2 separate regions of the Homo sapiens genome follow, and region 1 is linked to region 2. The links are chromatin contacts, found by Hi-C or POLR2A ChIA-PET in ENCODE. All regions are on one chromosome and are shown on one strand. Each heading gives the region's core, a stretch centred on a gene start or an enhancer-like site at or near the end of the contact. The rest is flanking DNA. Distances are from core to core; before and after follow the strand shown. Region 1 overlaps PHLDB2 (pleckstrin homology like domain family B member 2). Region 2 has its middle 5.6 kb from the start of PLCXD2.

What was found. A loop is a pair of places that touch in the nucleus more often than their neighbours do. ChIA-PET counts read pairs that join two places held with the same protein, here RNA polymerase II (POLR2A). Pooled maps may share reads with other maps.
Region 1: a pooled map shows a loop between it and region 2 (2.5-fold over the local background). The contact joins two enhancer-like sites. A Hi-C loop is called at or near these places in 1 of 168 maps with a recorded cell type or tissue (endothelial cell of umbilical vein) and 4 of 50 pooled maps. POLR2A ChIA-PET finds 5 or more read pairs at or near these places in 1 of 52 experiments (MCF 10A).

Annotation. Positions count from the first base shown.
Region 1 is chr3:111,878,890-111,885,888 of GRCh38, reverse strand. It overlaps PHLDB2 (pleckstrin homology like domain family B member 2), which reads right to left. Exons shown (of 18, transcript NM_001134438.2): 2 at 477-1,825. The coding sequence starts at 1,811. It also overlaps the pseudogene LOC124906336. Among named protein-coding and RNA genes, the nearest start is that of PHLDB2, 23 kb to the right of the region's middle. Within about 2 kb of position 1,273, at least 2 of the 41 ENCODE cell types and tissues checked have a DNase peak (open chromatin) inside an H3K27ac peak, as active enhancers do.
Region 2 is chr3:111,665,758-111,672,407 of GRCh38, reverse strand. It overlaps a transcript of CD96 not described here. Among named protein-coding and RNA genes, the nearest start is that of PLCXD2, 5.6 kb to the left of the region's middle. RefSeq lists an enhancer at 4,424-4,473. Within about 2 kb of position 4,312, at least 7 of the 41 ENCODE cell types and tissues checked have a DNase peak (open chromatin) inside an H3K27ac peak, as active enhancers do.

The sequences.
Region 1 (6,999 bases), core at 24-2,523, 220 kb before region 2:
ACTGAGGCAACTCCAACTTTCTAGACAACTTGCTATAAAGACAAATTTACTACCTAATTCTTGGTGAGTCATGATTTCACTGACTACTTCTCATAACCATACACAAGCAAATTTAATGATATAAATAATACAAGTCAGCATTTCCTCATAGTCTTAAAGAGAAGTTTGTAAGACTCAGAAATTTCATAAAATTCCCAACTCCTCTGTTATGTTTTTAAAGAATTTATACTTGTGAGAAGTCCGCAGAGCAACTAAATTAACATTAATTCCTGGAGGCCTTCAAGATAGCCAAACAAGCCTATTAATAGTGATATGGGAAGAAGAAGGATAGCAGGAGAGAAGAGAAAGATAGCAGCTGTGGCTAGTGAACATGAATATCCTATATTCCCACATATCCTGGAGTCCATCTCCAAGGCTGCCCTGTAGATGCTGGTTAATGAAACAGTGAGGTCAATCACTGTTGAGATGAAGATTACCAATCGCTCCATTTCCTGCTCCCTGAGTCTTTCCTCCCTCTGCCGCCGGTGATAATCCATCAGGTCATCACGTCCTGAAATGGAGCTAATACTGCTTTTCCGTTCCCGAAGGGCAGGCTGGGGGGTTCCTGAGGCCTGTCTGAGGCTTTCCAAATCTGCCTCATCAAATTCCACAGATCCACAAGAGAAGTTCCTCCTGGTCGCAAAAACTCTGTCTGACTCTCCAGCAAGAAGTGAATGACTCGGGTTTGTCCCCACATATGAAGCCTGATCAAAGTCATCAGAGGCACAGGAGGAGGTGGAGGCCAGAAGCATCTTCCGAGCCACTCGTGGACTGGCAGGGACACTGAGGGTAGAACTTACATAAGGATTGCCTTCAGAAGCAGAGGTTTTATAGGGTAAAGCCCCTGAGCTCAAAGAAGAAAAATTAAGGTAATTGTCATTGTCTATTACGCTATGAGGTAGATCCTTTTCCCCAAGTTTTGTTCGTTTGGAATTGCCCAGAGAGTTTCTTGGAGGCAAGCTGAGAGGTGTCAGCTGGTTCTCTGTGGCTCTGTACAACCTGGGAAGTGATCGGCTGTAGGCTCCCATGTGACTCAGGCTGCTGCTGGAGTACTTCCTAGTTCTCAAATTGATGTTTTCAGATGCAAGCTCCTTGTGTCTAGTTAACTTGGGTTGAAGCGCCAGGCTGTCCTGAATGCTCATTTTCCTGGCTTGCTTTGGGCTTGAAGGCATGCTTGCGGCTCCCGATCTGCTGATAGGAGGCGGGCCAGCATCACTCAGGGAACTTCCATTCCACATGGCCAGGAGCGAGCCAGATGCCTTCCGACCTTCCAGCCCTCCAAGAGAGTAGACATTGTCATGCGATTTATGCCTTGAGCTATATTTGGAATAGGGAGGCTTCTCTGAGAGCCTCAAGGCCCTTTCACTGTCCCGGCCAGTATAATGATCAAAGTCTGCTCTTCCAAGTGGATATCCACTGAGGGAGGATGTAGTGTTGAGTAAAGGAGTTGGAGGTTTCATAGGAATATTTTTGTCAGTTCCATCATAAGAGAACTGCTTGCTTCCCTGGATTTTGGCTAAGGAGGGGCTGCTTCTGACACTGGTTCCCAAAGGAGAAGGGCTTCTCTTTGCAGGCACAGGTTGTGAGAGGGTTAAATAGGAGCCAGAATAGTCTCCATTGGCTTTAAATCTCAGACTGGAAGAGTATTTCTTTGGGCTGAGGCTCTCCATCATGTTTTGGGAATCGTTCTCAACAGAATGCACCACAGAGTCTTCCTCTAAGCTACCATTTTGTAAATCTAGCTCCTTTTGTATGTAGCTATGCTCTTCCATAATCTTGCTGGAATCTGTAAAGAAATAAAACAGAAAATTTTGCCTTAAAGAAGATTTTAAAAGAACAATCCCTTGTTAGGCCTACATCTGAACAAACAATCTTGCAGTCTGACCTAATGCAACTAACAAACACAAACTCAGTTTTACTAAAAAACCTGTTAAAACCATACAGCAAATTAAAGGAGAATAAAGATCATTGACCTGAGATAACTTATGTACAAAAGAGAAATAAAAGGACAGCAATGACATTTGAGCGAAACAAATCCCTAACCAAGTAAAGGTGCAGGATTAGGCTGGTACATTAAAAAAGACAATTTGTCCTTAATGTTCTGGCCCTTCGAGGAACACCTGCTTCCCTAGTGACTAGCTAATGCCCAAAGGCATAATGCAATGGACTTTCCTATAGCTGTCTCTGCTAGAATCATTAACTGTTCAGAAATAAAGTCCTGAGGAAACAAAATTCACATTTGGGCAGAGAAAAAAAAGTTTACGTTAGACACTGATCAATAACATGAGGGTTAGAAGATGGTTCTTTAAACAAGGACTCTGGGAGTTACCTTCTCAACAAAAAGACTTAAAGCTCCTTTAGTCATCAGAGGTAGGTAATAACAAAGAAAAGGGTATTCCACCAATTATTGACACATGGTCGGGATGGTATATTTAAAAACCTGAAACTGTTATATCCTTTAAATTTTCTAGTACCCCAAATGCACTATGCTCATCCTTGCAAATTCTCTCCTCTAGCAGAAACAACTATCAGGACCTAGTCACTCTTCCAGGGACAGATCAGGATTCTATCTTCCACCATTAAAATTTTTAAGAAAATATGTTTTGAACCCTGGTTTGCACAATGTTAACTTAAAACACTAAAGTTTTAGCCAATGAAAATGTCTTTGAATTACAAACTATTACTGCAAATGGGAAGGCTTATAATTCTACCTGATAAAAAAAAATTTTCTTAGATTATCAGCAAAGGGAAAATACAGTTTAAACATTGTCACTGAACTCATGAACCACTATAACTGTCCTCCAACCCTTAGGCACATCAGACACTAATTATGACATCTCTGGTCTATATATAAACAGTATCACATATGGTTAGTAATGGTTTCATAATGTGGTTGTCTCTGTAACTAGGCCACAAGTTTAAGGAAGAGGTTATGTCTAGTATTTTTATCTTCCACCCCTCTAGCTCTTGTTGTCCTATAGGTGAAAAACTTGATGAACATAAGCTTTCCATTTTAATCAAAGCCTTCCTCACTCCCTCTCAGCCATGGATTAAGGACCTTCACCCTGTTGCTTAGCTTCACACACTTTGTGAGCAAATTCAGGCAGCCTAGTAAAGAGCTGCTTCTTTATCCAGAAGGCCAAGAAACAGTCTGGCTGCATAAATCCTGGTGATGGGCCAGGTACCCAACTGTCCATAAAGGTGCCTTGGGCTCCTTCTCCTCTAACCCAAAGCCCTGCCCAGATAGATACAAACATAATTTATCTTTTTAAATGTACCTCAAGAAAAAAATGAAGTTTCTTCATTATATTTGGCTCCCAGCTGGGATCTAGTCCTGCCATCTAGCTCTTGGTAAGGCTTTCATTTCCTCCAGGACAGTGCCCTTTCTGCCTCCAAGACAAATACTCTTCTCAGCATGTGTCTACTGCTATCAATTCTGGTTTTAAAAGCAACACCAGCCTGGATTGAGAAATATCTTACCATGCCCGCTTAGAGGACTGAAACTGAGACTCCTCTATTCTGAACTAACATCACCTCTCGTTGGCTTGCCATACTGAAATTCCAGCAAGCCTTGGACAATTCTCTCAAGTTAAATATTTTGGAAGTGAAAAAACAAGGAAATAGATGGATCCTGAGGACATTTCAGTGTTATTTATTAGAATGGGAAAATACCATAAATGCCAAATAATAGGGAAAAAATTAAATAAGCTATAATACATCATGAGAGAATATTGTACAATCATTTAAAATCATATTTTGAAGTACATTTTATAGCATAAAAAGTACATTCATAAAATGTTGTTAGTTTTAAAAAACATATATATAATCAGGGCAGCTTTTTTACAACACCCACCCATACACATGGATTATACACACACAGGTATATTTCTGTATATAATACAAGGAGTGTCATTTTCTTATTCAGTTGACTCTTGAACAACACAGGATTGAACTACATGGGTACCCTTACCCATGCAACATTTTTTTCAATAAATATACTGGAAAATTTTTTGGAGATTTGCAATAATTTGAAAACACTAACTGTGTAGCCTAGAAATACTGAAAAAAAAAAAAAAGAAAAGTGAGGTATGTGATGAGCATAAAATATTTGTGGCTACTAGTCTATTTCATCATTTACAACCATAAAATATATACAGATGTCTTATGAAAAGTAACACAGACTACACATGATGCCATTCTCAGTACAGAGAAATATAAACAAACATAAAAATATGATATTATATCATGGTTGCATAAAATTAACTGTAGTACATACTATACTACTGTAATAATTTTGTGGACACCCCCTGTTGCTACTGCAGTGAACTCAAGTGTTGCAGGTATTCACTGAAAATGCCATGTGATGCTAATCACCTCTGCATGAGCAGTTCATCTCTCCCATAAATTTAATATTGCAGTAATAAGTTATATCTCATGGTTCTTAAGTATTTTTAAAACATTTGATGTAATACTATAAACCCTGAATAACACCATGGGACCCATACGAAGTGCGACTAGTGATGCTGGAAGTGCTGCCAGGAAGCAGAGACAAGTCACAACATTGCAAGAAAAAATTGAATTGTCTGATATGTACCAGAGATTGAGGCCTGCAGCTACAGTTGCCTGCCATTTCAAAATAAATGAATCCAGCACAAGGACCACTATAAGAAAAGAAAAGGAAAATTGTGAAGTTGTCACTGCAGCTATGCCAGCAGGTATGAAAATTTTATACTTTTTGTGAGATAACTTTGAGTCTCATAGTGAAAATGCACATTTTAAGTGGGCACAGGATTGCTATAAAAAAGGCATACCTATAGACTCTAATAAGATTCAAGAAAAGGCAAAATCATTACATGACAACTTAAAGCAAAAGGAGGTAAGGAATCTAAAGCTGGATAATTTAATGCCAGCAAAGGATGGTTTGATATTTTAGAAACAGATTTGGCCGAAAAAATAGCAAGATAACAGGAAAAGCAGCTTCTGCTAACCAAGAGGCAGCAGATAAGTTCCCAGACACCATATAAATTCCCTGAGGAGAAAGGATGTCTGCCTGAACAGGGTAGTTTCATTGTTTTTATTTATTTATATATTTTTTAATCAACTCCCAAGCACTTGGATGAACAGGTTTTTAACGCAGAAAAAATTTGCCCGATCTTGAAAAAAAAAAAATGCCACAAAGGACATTCACTAGTAAGGAAGAGAAGCAAGGATTTAAGGCAGCAAAGGACAGACTTACTCTACCACTTTGTGCATATGCAGTCATGGTTATGACCGGGACTGTCCTCTATAAAGCCGCTAACCCTGAGCCTTCAAAGGAAAACATAAATACTAGTTTTTTAGTTGTACCACAAGAAGGCTTGGACAATGAGAGCTCTTTTCCTGGATTGGTTCCACTGATGCTTTGTCCCTGGAGTCAGGAAGTACTTTGCCAGTAAGAAACTGCCTTTTAAAGTTCTTTTGACATTAGACAATGCCTCTGGCCACTCAGAACTCCATGAGTCCAACACCAAAGGCATCAGAGTGGTCTACTTGCCCCCAAACATATCTCTAATTCTGCCTTTAGATCAGGGGGTCCTAACGACCTTTCAGGCTCATTATGGTACCCTATGGAAAGCACTGTCAATGCTATGGTAGAGAACGCTGATAGGGAGAAAAGCATAAAAGCCTGGAAGTATTACCCTATTGACAACACCATCATTGTTATAGAAAAGGCCATGAAAGCCATGGAGCCTAAAATAATACATATCCGCTGGAGAAAACTGTGTCCAGATGTTGTAAATGACTTCAAAAAATTTACAACACAGCCAGCCAAGAAAATCACCAAAGAGACTGTGGATATGGCCAAAAAAAAAAAAAAAAAAAAAGGCAGTGGGTAAAGGGTTTCAAGATATGGGTCTTGAGGAAATTCAACAGCTAATACACCACACAAGAGGAATTAACAGAGGACAACTTAATAGAGAAAAGTGCTTCTAAACCACTGTCAGATGATGAAGAAGATACAGAAGAAGCAGTACCAGAAAACAAACTGACATTACACAATCTGGCAGAAGGGTTCTGATTATTCGAGACTGCTTTTGCCTTCTTTTACAACGTGGACCCTTCTATGATACAGGCACTGAACTATAGCAAATGGCTGAAGAAGGATTGGTCCCATAAAAAAACATTTTTAGAGAAATAAAAAAAGTAAAAAGCTTACTTTCTGTAAAGTGTAACTTTACACTTCAAAAAAGTTACACTTTACAAAAAGGCGTAAAGTTACACGAGTGTGCCTGCCTCTCCTGCCTCCCCTTCTACCTCCTCCACTTCTGCCTCTGCCACCCTGGAGACATCAAGACCAGCTCCTCCTCTTCCTCCTCCTCAGCCTACTCAACATGAAGACGAAGAGGATGAAGACCTTCATAATGATCCACTTCCACTTAATAAATAGTAAATATAAGACTATACTTTCAGGGATCATTTCTATACTTCATTACTAGAGAAGTTTCTCTGAATGTGTAGAGTACCAACTTCTACGCAAATAAACTAGAAAATCTAGAAGAAATGGACAAATTCCTGGACACATACCCTCTCCTAAGACTAAACCAAGAAGAGGTCAAACCCTGAATAGAACAATAACAAGTTCTGAAATTGAGGCAGCAATTAGTAGCCTACCAACCAAAAAAAGTCCAGGACCAGACGGATTCACAGCTGAATGTTACCAGAGGTACAAAGAGGAGCTGGTACCATTCCTTCTGAAACTATTCCAGACAATAGAAAAAGAGGAAATGCTCCCTAACTCATTTGATGAGGCCAGCATCATCCTGATACCAAAACCTGGCAGAGACACATCAAAAAAGGAAAATTTCAGGCCAATATCCCTAATGAACATCAATGCAAAAATCTTCAATAAAATACTGGAAAACCGAATCCAGCAGCACATCAAAAAGCTTATCCACCATGATCAAGTGGGCTTCATCCCTG
Region 2 (6,650 bases), core at 3,063-5,562:
GAGATGCTTGGTAAAAGCTCTTGGTAAATGTCATGCTCTGCTGAGCTCCAAGGAGTGTATTAGAGCAGTGCTTTTCAGATATTACTATGTGAATCAATCATATTCTGATTAAATCGATTTGAGATGGACCTGATAGTCCAAATATTCAACAAGCTTCTAACCGATGCAGATACTCCTGGCCCAGACTACACTTTGAGTAGCAAGGCCTTAGAGAACAGGCTCATGTTTGACAGGAAGGATATGCAGTGCTTTTTCTCTCTTTTCCAAGATTTTATAATGTTTTTACATAACTTTTATAATCATAAAATAAATTTGCTTTAAAAAACTCAGCTAACAATCTCTAAGATAATTTTTTTATCATATTATGCCATGGAAACCAAATTACCAGTGGGATTTTTCTACTATGCTATAGGAGTATAGGGAAAAATATTTTTTAAGTAAAAATTAATATTTAGAGTTTGGATAATTAATATTTTTATACATTCTATATTATGACATCAAAAGAAGAGAACTCAATTACAGTAGGACTGAAATTTTGAAGTAAGTAAATTTTAATGAATAATTACAACCAAATGGAGTGCTTTTTTTGTGTGTAAATCATTCTGGTAGGTCCTAGGAGTGGAAGAAAAGTGAAATGATCCTTAGATAATATATAATCCAGTAGAAAAGAGAGTCAAATATGTGAATTACAAATTGTAATATCAGGGAGAATGAAGGGATAACAGAGACACACAAATGGAGGATAATAAAGTGGTATATATTTTGATGGAGGAAGAGCCAAGGGATGCACTGTTAGAGGATGTGGTATTCAAACCAGGTCTTGAATTCTGAGAAAAGTTTTGCTCATGGAAAATGGGTAGAGGGTTTTGGCATGGGAGAGGCATATGTAGCTGGGAAAACAGAGGCAAAGCTATGACAATGAATGATAGATGTGAGAAACAGAAAATATACTAGAGTGACATATGAGAGAAGTGGGAAATATTGTTCATTTACTCTCATTTAATCTTCACATGAGCCCAATGAATTAGATACTATTACTGTTCCCATTTTACGAAGGATACTGAGGCTTAGTGGCTACATAACGCTGTCCAAGATCTCATAGCTAGTGAGTTGCATAGCTGGGACTCCAGGTCTCTTGATCATTGTGTCAAGGGCTTCCCGTTACATGTTACCTGTTATTGTAAACCTGGTAAAGGCTGTTTATGACCAAAGCATATTAAAGAGTTGCACTTTTTTTTTCTATTGACAAAAATGGCCATTGCAGGTTGAGAAAGGGAGTAAAATGATTCACATTGTACTTTAGGAAGGTAACTATGGCAGAATGGAGAATGCTTGGGGGAAATAAAGAGTCTTTCAGATAAATCACTGAAACCAATTATCTAAGCAATGAAAAGTGAGAAAAAATGCAAAGACCTGGCACATAGAGACTAAACGCATGGCTTTTCTGAACTCTGATGCTTGGCTCCCCAACCCTACTTCTCACCCCAAGGACCTGTAATTCTAAGGCCTGAGTGGGTAGCTTCCCTATCTCTTAAATTATTTTTTATTACTTGAACACCTCATCAAACTGTTCATCCATTTTTATTGAATACAACCAATCTCATTTATGTAAATACATATGCAAATCTGTTTTCTGGAAATTTTTTCTCCATTACACTCTTATTTCCCCAACCATTCCCCATTCTGCCATAATTATCTTCCAAAATACAATGTGAATAATTTTGCTTCCCTTCTTAAAAACCTGCAATGGCCTCTCTTGTCAACATAAAAAATTTTCCAAGCTTTTAAATATGCTTTGTTCATAAACAGCCTTTACCAGGGTTACAATTATAATAGGTGACATGTAATGGTAAAGACCCTGCTGGATTCCTGAAGAGCTGACTATAACCTTAGCCCTCTATTTGGAGACTCCCTTATTGTTTGAAATGTCTGTACTTTACAAGTGGTTTGTTTTGTTTGGATTCACGTGATAAATGAGTAGTGAGGATCCCAGATAAAGCACCAAAACAGCTTGCCATTCAGACATGTGTAGTTGGCAGGATAAGCCGGCCTGATTTTACTTGATTAAAGGCACCCAAAAAGCCTTGGAGGAAGCATATTGATTTAATGATATTGGGACCAGGGCTGTCCCTGGTCCCCAGAGCTAAGCCCCAGGACTGTCTTACTTCCCAGGCTGTGTACGAGATGGGGAAGGAACAGATCCCAAGCAGAATCAGAACACAGACATGTATTTGGTCGAGGGATATTGCCTAGAGGAGAGTGAGGTTATATGATGCTTTGAGTTCCACAGTGATGCGTCACACACAATTTTTTTTTCTGGCTGGGGAGTGGGGTGGGTGGAAAAGGAATAAGGGACTGAAATGAGGAGCCAAGTAAACGAAAGATGGGATGGAGTAGAAGCTGCTTTGCTTTATGGCCTCGTACCAGTAGAGTTTATTCCTAGTCTTTCCCAAGCTTCTTCACCCAGCTCAAGCCAAAAGACTGTATGATAAAGATCAGAGGAGAATGAGGAGATGCAACCAACATAGGTGGTGCTGGGACGTGACGACAGCAGCAGCAATTACCTCCAGGAAGAGTGACATCATTGCAGCAACTGGGGATCTTCAGGAGCCTCCAAGGAAATGGAGACACTGAGGCACACACTTGTGGACACATGATACAACTTACACATTCCTGACATCAGAAGACAGAGGATTGGGATCCACTTATTTTGTTGATTGGGGTAGAGCCGGAGACTATTGTTTTGTCATTTTTACTGTGACCATTCCCGGATTATACCCAGGTGGTGTGTCCTTGAGAAACTGGGTAGAAGAGAAGCAGAAGCTTAAGCAGGAAGTAGCGTTGTCTATATTACCTCATGCCCACTTGGTATTTATGGCCCACAACTGGGATTCTGTAATGAGACAAGAGTGAACGGCAGCAATGGCTGGCCATAAGATTGTTTCTCCCAGATTTGAAAGCTCGGTGTTCAGGAAGACCCTAAGAGCCTCTGTGCCTTTTAAGTTTATTGGACATTAAGTTTTTCTGGTATGCTTTCAGAAAATTTATTTTAACAGTAGTCGTTACTATAATACTTTTGAGAGGGCTACTAACAAGTGATGATTGTAAAATTCATTTTAATATCCATTCATTTCCGTCTACCACACCACATTCCAGCATCCTCTTCCATTTCTCCTTCCCACGCCACCTCCAATCCCTGAAAAGGAAATTGAGAGGAAATAAAGGCCTCAGAGCCTTTATTTTCTAGCTAGTTAGCTAGTTAGCTGCAAAGTCCCTGATTTAAGATGTTATAGAGCCACCTACTGGTATTCAAGGCTCACTTCAGGCACGTATAATATGTTCTGTCAGTGTCAATTATTCCTAAAAATGCCTGTAGATCACCAGCAACAGGAACAACTAGGAGTTTATGCAATATACAGATTTCTGGATCAAATGCCAACCCTCCTGCATCAGATCCTCTGGGATGGCATCTTTTCCTCCTGTCTTTAAAATGTTCTCCTCAGGGGATTTTTATGTCTCAAATGTTTGAGATGAAGGCTTTGAAATGTCAACAAATTTCTCTTTTTTAAAAAAGTTAAAATAGGTAGAATGGCAGAGTAAACAATTCTTATCCATGCTGCATATAACTTTATGCAATTAGGAAGACTATTTTGGCAGAGATAGTTGATCTCAACTAGCAGGAAAATCAATTGATCTGCCACCCTTACCTTTTTTTTCTCCAGGCTACCACCCCACCCCAAGGTTCCTAGAATTATGAGAATTATGTCTATTATTAGGAGACATTGTTGTATTAATGTGTATATTAGTAATCACTTGAGCTTCAGTCACAACAGAATGACCTCTGTGCATTTGTTATCATTTAACCAATCTAATCTTGGGAATGCATTCTTTTAACAACATGACTCTGCAATTTGGTGTGCCACTATCAATTGGAAATAGCATGATGCCACCTCATCCATGGAGTAAAAATTAGTAATATTATCATTACCTAATACTATCATTCTCTTCCAACTTTTTAAATATTAAAATTACAAGTTTGTACAAACAACCTTAACCAACAAAAATATTTTTTAATAAAGTAAATAAATTTCAATGTAAATAAAAGTAATGAATTTTTAGTGTGTCAACAACTCTCTCTGATCAACTCTCTCTGAATGTTAGGTTGTAGTCAAAAGCCCTTACAAATGCTTCTTGGCCTTTTGATGATTTTGTTTCAAAGGATTCTGATTTGCTTAAGTGTCTGTAGTTAACTCCCCAACTCAGCCACGTGTTCGGCTCTGCCCTTCCTAAACTGCAGAAACTGGTCATGGAGGAAGTTGTAGTTTATCTTAGCAACATCTGCACCCACAGCTTCCTCTTCCTTTGAGTAGCAGAAGTAAAAGAGAAAGTAAAATTTATGCCACACATCTTTCTGTTTCAGCCAAGTATAAAGGAGAATATTCTAGAAGTCAGAGTTAAGCAATATAATGAAGTAGAGGAGGAAGTGAGTTCCTATAACTGGAAGCATCCAAGCCAAGCTTGGCACCAATAAGACAGTAACATGATAGAATTGAAGCACCTGATGCTTGATTGAACTACATGAACTTCACGGTCTTTCCAACCGTACTCTGTTTTTTTCCCTCTGCCTGCTGTAGATACCTTTTGTCTTTGCACAGTTAAGCCTTTCTTTCCTTTTTATTGCCTTTCCTCACTCAAATCTTTGACTTCATTTGCTGTAGTCAGGACTAACAGAACTTCTATATAAATATGGACCTAATATTCTAAAATCATGCGGCTACCAGCAAAAGCTTGAGATTGTGTTTTGGGGAGTACCTTTATACTGGTAACACGTTCTAGCCTCTGGGGACACCTCAACATTTTCTCTACCCTCTCCCCGCATTCAGCACCCAGGATGAGATGCGCTTAGCTCAGGCAGTCAGGCTCAGAAAACACATAATGAAGCTCTCAGAGTGGGAAGTATGAATGACCTGGATGGAAGTCACCTTTAGTGCCTCCATCACCTCCACAGTGGTAGGATTGATGTGTGTGCGGCCCGAGGGCAAAGCTTCTCAACTCTTGCGCCAGATGTGCCCTAATCATGGAGCTGAGTAAATGCACACTCCCCAGAGCCCTGTATGGCAGGCATGACAAGCACTGATCCTGGCATTTCTTTCAAGCTGCATAGTTTGTTTTTGTAAATTCATTCACATTTTGTTACACACACACACACACACACACACATGCACACACACACACAAAATTGATGTTCTGGATGTGCTATGTTTGCCCTGTGGCTTCGAGTCCCTTCTGGCACACGCCTTTATTCTTGGGTACTTGTGACCCCTAATGTGAAAGTCCTAGGTCTGGAAGAAAGGCACCAAGAAGTCAATTAGGCACAAGAAAGCTCTGTTCACTCATGGCCCAGCCAACTTTAGTAAAGTAGAAGACTATGAGTGGATTTGAAACCAAAGCTTGAAATCGTGTCTATTTGCCCAAACCTTAGGCAACCTGGAGCAAACGCTGGTGAAGAATCAAGATTATGAGCCATTAGACTGTCTTCTTAAAGAGAGTAGAGAACTGAAAGCTTCCCACCTAAGCTTAACTCCCTCCTCTTGAGTTGACCAGGAGAAAGTTTCACTTGTAGGGCTCATCCTGCCCTTCTGGTACCGAATGTACAATATTAAAGCCTGATAAATTTACACAGCGGAAGTAGAAGACAAGAGGCCTCTGACTCAGGTCTCAAACTCCTATGAATCTTTAGCCTGCTGAGGTATGTTCTTGCTCCAAGAGTTTTAGACTAAGTTTCCTCACCTGTCTAGACTGGTGTTCTGTGTCTACTTACTTGAGTCTTCACTGATTCCTTGGATCTGTTTTTTTTTTTTTTTTCCTCTGCACCTATGATGCCTGCCTGATTCTACCAATCTGGGCTAAACTTTGAAACTGACTCAGTGGCCTATTCAGCCTAAGGCATCTGCCAAGCTGCCCAGATTTAGGTCCTGACCTCTCCTGGCCTGACTGACATGCCACAATAAAAATCATTAGAAGAAGAGCATTGATTTAAAGTGGATATATTAGTCTGTGATGTGAAGTGAGTCAAAAGAAAAGCTCAACTCACCATACTTGAGTGACAATCACCACCTTTAGCAAATTCTCTGCTCCACAAGGCATTTTTCTTTCTCCTACTCACTCATTTGCCATTTCCTGTCATTCATTCACATGATACTGAATTGAATACTACTTTGTGTCTGGCCTCATCCTCACAGTGGGGGCGTTGAGGAGTGAAGGCAGCTTTCCACCTTTGAGGACATTTGGGTCCAACAGAGTTCACAGCCCGCATTCCCTCATCTTGGAGTGACATTGCACGTTTTGACATAAACATTAAAGCAACAATAGCAAACTGAAAAATTTCATCTCAGTAGATAGGACAGAGAGTATCTTCAAATAGTATTTATTGAACAGATAAATATTGGTCAAGCTGTGTACCCAAAATTTGGGGTGATGGGTAAAAGTCCTGTAGGAGGAGGTTCTGTAGAAGTGATTGCTGAGCCTTCTTCCTGCCCCCGCTCCTGTGTGGGGAGCCCCAAGTAGGAATGATGAGCAGGAGTCTGCCCAGTTCTGCCACATGTGTGGGATCTTGCTGCAGGGACTGCTGTAAACTGTGAATTGTTTCC